Regions from separate parts of the Homo sapiens genome. Here region 1 is linked to region 2. Evidence: chromatin loops called from intact Hi-C (ENCODE). Cell type or tissue: endothelial cell of umbilical vein. All regions are shown on one strand.

The links. Hi-C counts contacts between places; a loop is a spot of excess contacts. Peaks named below come from ENCODE experiments on the same cell type or tissue, not always from the same donor. Only the 100,000 strongest peaks of a DNase experiment are listed, where the experiment ranks them.
Region 1: it touches region 2 in a loop (14-fold over the local background); 1 of 110 quality-filtered maps calls a loop at or near these places.

What each region holds. Positions count from the first base shown.
Region 1 is chr12:27,819,465-27,823,464 of GRCh38, reverse strand. LOC105369709 (a long non-coding RNA gene) reads left to right here. Exons shown (of 3, transcript XR_931459.3): 2 at 2,552-2,677. Among named protein-coding and RNA genes, the nearest start is that of MANSC4, 41 kb to the right of the region's middle. RefSeq lists enhancers at 989-1,148, 1,169-1,238, 688-1,887. In endothelial cell of umbilical vein, a CTCF peak has its summit at 2,097; DNase peaks (open chromatin) are centred at 1,204 and 2,094; H3K27ac peaks cover 2,689 bases.
Region 2 is chr12:29,240,880-29,244,879 of GRCh38, reverse strand. All of the region lies in intron 1 of FAR2 (fatty acyl-CoA reductase 2), which reads right to left. Among named protein-coding and RNA genes, the nearest start is that of FAR2-AS1, 75 kb to the left of the region's middle. In endothelial cell of umbilical vein, no CTCF peak of the experiment used is centred here; DNase peaks (open chromatin) are centred at 1,639, 2,579 and 2,689; H3K27ac peaks cover 2,503 bases.

The DNA.
Region 1 (4,000 bases), 1.4 Mb after region 2:
ATGTATAGCCTGATTGTGAGTGACTGTTTTCATTATGCCATGTACAGACAGTCCCCAACTTAGGATGGTTCGACTTATGATTTTTCATCTTTACAATGGTATGAAAGCCATACACATTCAGTAGAAACCCTATTTCAAGTGCTGTATTTTGATCTTTTCCAAGTTTAGTGATATGTGGTACCACACTCTCTCACGATGCTGGGCAGGCGCAGTGAGCCACAGCTCCCAGTCAGCCACACGACCACGAAGATCAAAAACTGAGTCTCTGCAGGGCACTGTGTTGCCAGCATTTTTTGGATACCATGTTTTGTGTTTTCACATGCCATCTTGTCCACAAAATGGCCATCTATGTCTCCTGCTTCTGGTACAGAATTTAATAAATTACATGAGATATTCCACACTTTATTATAAAATAGGCTTTGTGTTAGATGATTTTGCCCAACTGTAGGCTAATGTAAGTGTTCTGGGCATATTTAATGTAAGTGTTCCAGGCTAAGCTATGATGCTCAGTAGGTGAGGTGTGTTAAATGTATTTTTGATTTACAATATTTTCAACTTATGATGGGCTTATTGGGACGTAACCTTGTTGTAACTTGAAGAGCATCTGTATATCAAATATTCTGCCTTAAGCATGTATTATTTAATAAGTAGAGGGACAGTATTGTGTACCTTTAAAAAAAAAAGAAGAAACCAGTAATTCTAACTCTTGTGAGTCTGTATTCTTTTCATTCAAATCATAAAGCTAAATTCACATAAATCAAATTATTTACCACCATAGTCATATAGTGCTAACAGCCATAAATGTGGCAATCACTGTGATTGAAATGCTAATGTTTCATAAGAGTGGGTGGAAACCACTCTTTCAGTTACCCCTCACCAGGAGCAGGGGAGCAACCCTCAGTTCATGGCTTTCGCAGTACAGGTGGCAAACCCAGAGGTTATGTAACCCTCCCCAGAGGTTACCCTGCAAGTTAGTCAGCTTCCACTCCACCTATTGCCGACTTCCGCTGTTCCACCAAGCTGAAAGACAGTTTCCAGTTCTCTGCGGCTATTCATAACTTTCTCCAAAAAAATGAAAGCCAGCTTCGGAAGAACGTATGTGTTACCTTGGCCACATCGTGAACCAATACACAAACACCATTTACATCCAGGCAAGACTATCAGTAAATAATGTAACCTGACTCAAAACAGAACATGAACATTTCTCAGTAGGGGCAGCCTCGTCTGGACCAGTTCAGATGACTAAGGAACCTCAGGAAGTGGAACCATGAATCAGAAAGAGACCTCCTTTCCTCTGACTCAATGCTGAGCTCATGAGCCCAGGTGGTGTTGGAGGATACTGTGTTGCTGGAGGTGCTGAACGCCTCACAAATATACAGAAACTAAGGAAAAACTTATGACTTTTGCCTCTACTCCGTAAACCAGGCTCTGTGATCACATGGTATTAATTACTTTTCGTATATTATTTAATCTCATGATAGTATGTGTTCCAAGTTATCGCCCCATTTTAAAAGTAAAGAAACTGAGGCTCAGAGGGCTTCCCAAAGCCCCACAACCAAGTTTGTTCATTGCCAGTGCTTTTCCATTATATTACACTGCCTCTCAAGGGAAAGCAATAAGAATTTAAACAGTGTAGAACATTCTCTGAGCCTCCTCCTAGTCATCATTTTTACTATGGTCTTTGTCACTTCAATTTAGATAAGCTCTTATCAGTAGTAACAGACCTTTTAAATACTTATTTCATTTCTTCCATTCTATTCACAAACTTGAGAAAGTATTTACTACATAATTTTGAATATAGTTATAATAATTAGAGTATTAGCTATTTTTCTCCCACATACAGAGAGGTCTAACATGTATTAAGGAATTAAGAAGAGAGTGAAGAGTGTGCTTTTTCAGGAGTGCATTAACTCCAGCCTCAAAAGCAGTGCATGAGCAGCCCATGTGTCTCTGGGTGCACTGAACCCCCCAAAAGGAATGAGAGCCGCAGATGACCACACGTGGCCCCTGTGGTTAGGTAGGCTGAAATCTGGCGGACTCCTCAAACGCGGTTTGGAGCCTCTCAACTTAGACGCAATGCTTGCAATTTGGATTTTTACCACTAGGTGGATGGTAGTGCTTTGTATATTAATGGTTTTGCTGAATCCTAGTAAGCTTTCCCCAGCAACTGATAAACATTTACATTTATAAAGTAAGTTCCACCAGCTTTAATTAAAGACTATAAACTCCACTGAAAAACAAGACTTTACAACTCAAACAGGATGAGAGAACAATAAAATCGTGGTATAAAAATTTAGTTTGTAATACACAATCTCAATTATACTGTTTTGTAAAAATAACTGCTTTCTTTCTTTATAAAAAATTAGAATTAACAAATCTGATTTTGGATGAAGAGTGCTTTTTCATATTGCTATAATTCACTGCCTTTCTCCCTAAAATTCAGTTACTGCTGATAATTGCTAAACCTAATGCTGGTTTTACTTTTTCTATTTTTAAAAGGGAAATTTAACTTTTTTTCCTGTGTTCCTTTTGTTTTGTTTTGTTTTTCCAGTGGTCAGGAGAGTCTCAGGCTGCAAATGTGACTGAGGCGAGAAGCAGTGACAGCCTCTCATGCTGCAGCTATTCCATAACCTGCGCACTTCTGGAAAGATGGTACTTACAGTCCTTCCTCCAGCTGGTATGGCTATTGTGTGGTAAAAGACATGGGTGGTTCTTGATTTGTTCCACTTCCTGGTGACTATCTCCGTGCCTGTCCTTTTCCAATTGTGAACAATTTATTTCTCCAAGGAACACCTTTCTATTCTAATTCCTCGACCTTTGAATCCTAGAAGCAGCATAAAACTATAATAATAAATATAAGTAACACATTGTACTTAAACCCATCGCAGCACTAGGCATTTTATATATATTCACTCATTTTAAGCAACAGCACACCAAATATTTAAGATTATCTATAAAACATCCTAAATAGCTTCATACCTCCTTTTTTTTTTTTTTTTTTTTGAGACAGAGTCTCGCTCTGTCACCCAGGCTGGAGTGCAGTGGCACGATCTCGCCTCACCACAACCTCCGTCTCCCATGTTCAAGCAATTCTCCTGCCTCAGCCTCCCAAGTAGCTGATTACAGGTACGCGCCATCACACCCGGCTAATTTTTGTATTTTTAGTAGAGATGGGGTTTCACCATGTTGGCCAGGCTGGTCTCAAACTCCTGACCTCAAGTGATCTGCCCACTGACAGCAGCAGCACCGTCATCTCAGACAAACACCACCACTTTAAGTTCCAGCTCCCTTTCTAGCCTCATGCATTTCAAGGAAATCACTTCTCTTCTAACTATAAGCAGCCAGAAATAGCAGAGAGTAAAACACAGATAAGACAGCTCAGGCATAAAGGGAGGTGGGGGAAAAGTTCCTTGGGTAACTGCCAATCTTCACCCTCATGCAATGGGCCCCAGTAAAACAGTGGGCCTTAATAAGCACATTCCTTTCCCTTCAGGTGCGCTAAAATAGGGAAGCTAAAAGCAGACTCGGGGGTATGCCTGCAGCTGCAAAAAGATGCATGGGAACAGACACACAACTCTCCCTCTCAGATAAGCACAACAAAGAGTCACAGAAGCAGTCCAAGCCTCTGATAAACTCTCATACCCTAAATCCTTAACAACTTTTAGTGTATAAGAGAGTGTGGCTCTGACCTAACTCGGCCAGAAGTCCCTCTCAGATTTGTTTCCTAAAATAAACCTGTCCTTGTGAACTGGCAAGCCACCCTTCACGTTTCTCTCCTCTTTCTTTAATTCTTACACCCGCCTCAGCCTCCCAAAGTGCTGGGATTACAGGCATGAGCCACAGTGCCCGGCCATACCTCCTTTTTAAATGTTTTTTGCAAAGCATCTATTGAAGAATGCCATTTTTAAGCAGAGATAGTTCATATGTTCACACATATACATTAATATGAATAAATACATCATCACATATACATACTTCTCACCTCTTCTTGGTATATTAT
Region 2 (4,000 bases):
TTATCATATTTGATCTTGTATATTTGTGTCCATGATTTTCTGCTGTACAAGTTCTTTAAGGGTAGAGACTTTAGTCATTGTTGTATAGCCTAGATAGTGTAATTGAATGAATAAGTTCTGTCAGATCTTGTCTCTAGCTGCATTTGTGTTCATCATCGATTTCATATCATATGCTTGGGTTCTTTAGGGTGGGAACAATAGATTCACTTTGCATCTCTAGTGCCTGGGAAGCTCTCAGTGTCCAATCAATGCTGTTTAAGAGAATGAATAAACGAGGAAATGGATGGATAAATGGATGTTTGGAGGATGAAGTGCACACTAGTAATGGCTGAATGCTAGGCCGGGTCTCTTTTCTCTGAAATCCTGGTCTCCAGGGTCTCTGCTACACAAAATGCAAGAAGCTCTGCCTGTCACTTTGAGATATACAGTTCCTAAGAGGTTGTGTGAACCAACTGGCTTGGAACATATTTCTGTTAAATCACTGGAAGAAATTTAGCATTTAGAGTTCAAAGTTGGCACCACTTCACACTGACACTAATAAGAAGCTACTTTATGTCACCATGTCACCTTTCTTTCCTGTTCACTGAACAAGGCTTTAAAATTGTATTTAATGTGTTCATTGGCACATTCTTTCCTGAATTCAGCATTTTTGGAGCATGAAGTGACCAAAATAGTCATTTTTGATTTTGTATAAGTTCTATGATGAATCATTTGATTATTTTTAACTCAATCAGATATTGGGAGCACTGGTGAAAAAAGAACATACAGGAATATCCAAATGACATAGCAGATAATAGGAAAGGTAATGTCTACTATCACCACAATAGCTATTTGATATAAGTTGGGAAATTCATTCATTCATTCATTCATTCATTCAACTGCTGATTAAATGTACACTATGTTCCAGGGATTGTGCTACATGCTGGGGATACTATGATGAACGAGACACCACCTGTTCAGTATGAGGTGCTTTGTCTCTCATCTTTTAAAGGTTCTTATTATTGAGTTTTTAACAACTGCAGATGCCTTTAAACTCATTGATATTCCAAGAAGAATACATCCTGAACTCAACATGATGTTAAAGACTTACTAGAGCCCTGGAGTTTCTTTTGGACTTTAACAGTTCCTAGAAGAGAAATGAATGGGATGGCAGTTTCAGACTTTCCTAAGGAATTCAGAGGTATTAGGCCTATAACTGCTACACCATTCCAACGCTGGCATAATTCCACAGAAAATGACCAGGATATATCAACATAACCTGAGCTTCTCCACATCTGCCCATTTCTAATCCAAGACTCCAACACTGAGATCAAGAAAAACATACCAGATAGCAGTGGTTTCAAACACTTGATGAGTTATATTATTTACTGAGCACCTGCTACATGACTGCTCTCTGATGAATGCTTCATTGAAACTGAATTTACAAATGAGAAATAAAAATGAAAATAATAAAATAGAACTTTGACCTACAACCGGTAGCAACTTGCCCAGGAAACCAACCCCTTATCTGTAATAAACAATCCAGGAAGCCAGCCTGCTATAAGTCAGACTTGCAGGAAACCAGATTGCTATCTCCAGTGACAATCCAGGAAGATAAATGATCATTTCTGTAACAACTGGCCCCAAACTGACAAGACTTAATTACTGACAGCTTCCCTAATTTTGGCCCCACTTCCAAGTTAACACCAACCACAGAAAATCAAAAATACATCCCCTAACCAATCACGCAGGGTGCCCCACCTCTAGCTGGCCTGCTTATAGCTTCCCCATGCAACAGCCTCCAATCAGGGCAGAGCTGAAGCCTTCCCGTTTTCCACTATAATGCTTTCCCACTCTCCTGCGTGCCTTTGAGTCTCTGCTAAAATGTTAAGTGATGGTGGCTGACTCCCTTGCTGTAGCAAGCTTGGAACAACTAGCCTTTCTTTTTCTCATTTGGTAGATTTTCATTTAGTTCCACATAACTATTATACCCATTTTTACAGATAAGGGGATTTATAAAGATTAGCTTTTAAATGGGCCACACAAGAAGCAGAGCAAGAGTTGGAACCTGATCTCCCTCATTCCAAAGTTATCCTATTAACTAGTATCCAAATGTAGAAAAGAAAAGAGAGGTTTTTCCTTTACTGTCCTCTGCCATACCTACTCTGTCATTTTGAGTACTTTCCTCTTTCCTTGAAAGAAAGTGACTCTAATATCGGCCTGCAGGCCTGCTGGTTTTGCAGACAAATGCAATTCAGATACACTGGTAAGAGTTTAAGGCGATACTGAGGATGATAATGGCAATCCTACTTCTGTATTTCTTTACCATAGGTTGAATATATGAACAGTTGGGAGCCCAGCAGGTGGTGAGACTTGAGTTGCTCCTGGGGAAACAGTTCTCTGTACTGTCACTGTGTCACAGGACCACAGTGCTGCTCACTTCTGCTGCTTCCCAGTGACTCAATTAGGGAATTGCACTTAGTAAGTGTGGGCGTTTATGTAACTTGAAAGCATTTCAACATAACATGCCAGCTTGAGAACACAGGATTTCAGCACAAGCTTATTCACTGAGAGGACTGGGTAAACTCCCTAGTATAATGCTGTTCAGAGGTCAAAAAGAGAAGTGGATTAACAATAATTTTTTTAAAGAAGCTTTTTGTCTTCATTACTACACCTTATTTGTCATTTTGAGTCACCCAGTTCTAAATGGAGTGAAGCCAAGGGAAAGGCCTCAAATACATAAACTTCCTTTCTAGCTCCTCAGAAGTCTTGAAGTCGTGTGTCACACTGGTGTGACTCCTTCGGTGTAAAGTGGCGTGCTGAGCATTAACACGGATGTTTGCAAACATTTGAGGCAAGGCCTATGCTCTGTGTTCAGACTTAGCACCAGGAGAAGCCCACATTGCTCCCACATTTGCCATCCTCAGCTGTCACAGAATACATGGGCTGAGGTGATTTCTCTGTAGAGACTCTAGTGAGGAAAGGGGGGATTTGTTCACAGCTTCGATGCACGCACCCAGGGGGTGCTACACCCATCAGCAATTCTCTCTGGAATCAACAATTCCCTGGAGCATCTGAGGTGCTCCTGCCTCCTCGGAAATGAAAAGCAGGAAAAACGGCAAGCAACCCAAGTCCTGCTGCTGGAATAGGCAACAGGAAACAGGAGACTTTTCGTTTTGAAGGTGTTTGCCCTGCTTTTTATTTCAAATATTGATCTGGGAAAGGAAGGGAGATTTTACATTTCATACGTCTTTTAAAAAGAACTCAGCATCAAAGGAAACATTGAGAACATTGTCAGGTTGTGATAAAGTCTGCAAAAAACACCTCAGTGTGAGAGAATAAAAAAAGAAATAAGAGAATTAGCTGGAGAGATAAGAGGAAGGAGAGGGAGAACAAACTCATTTTTTTTCCTGCAGAGAAGGGAAAAATACTGAGTAGTATATACACACTAAAACAGAAACCATGATGTACAGAATAACTAGATCAATCTAAATAAATAAAGAAGATCAATCTAAATTTACAGAAATTCCTCTTTCACTTTCTTGAGAAAGTCTTTCCAGATTTCCATCAGATACAAAATAGAAAGCCACAGCAATATTAGAAGAAGAAAAAAAAAGATGAAGTGGAGACATGTATACATACACATTTTGGCATATGTGTACATACATACAAAAGCATCCACACATTATATTTGTACACACACATACATTATATGTGTAGCATGTGCATAGCTTAATCTTTCTTTAGTACACATTCAGAGTGGCACTTTCAATACTAGCTTTTAAATACACAATGAGGCCGGGTGCGTGGCTTATGCCTGTAATCCCAGCACTTTGGGAGGCTGAGGTGGGTGGATCACTTGAGGTCAGAAGTTCGAGACCAGCCTGGTCAACATGGTGAAACCCCGTCTCTACTAAAAATACAAAAACTAGCTGGATGTGGTAGTGCATGTCTGTAATTCCAGCTACTCAGGAGGCTGAGGCAGGAGAATCACTTGAACCCAGGAAGCGGAGGCTGCAGT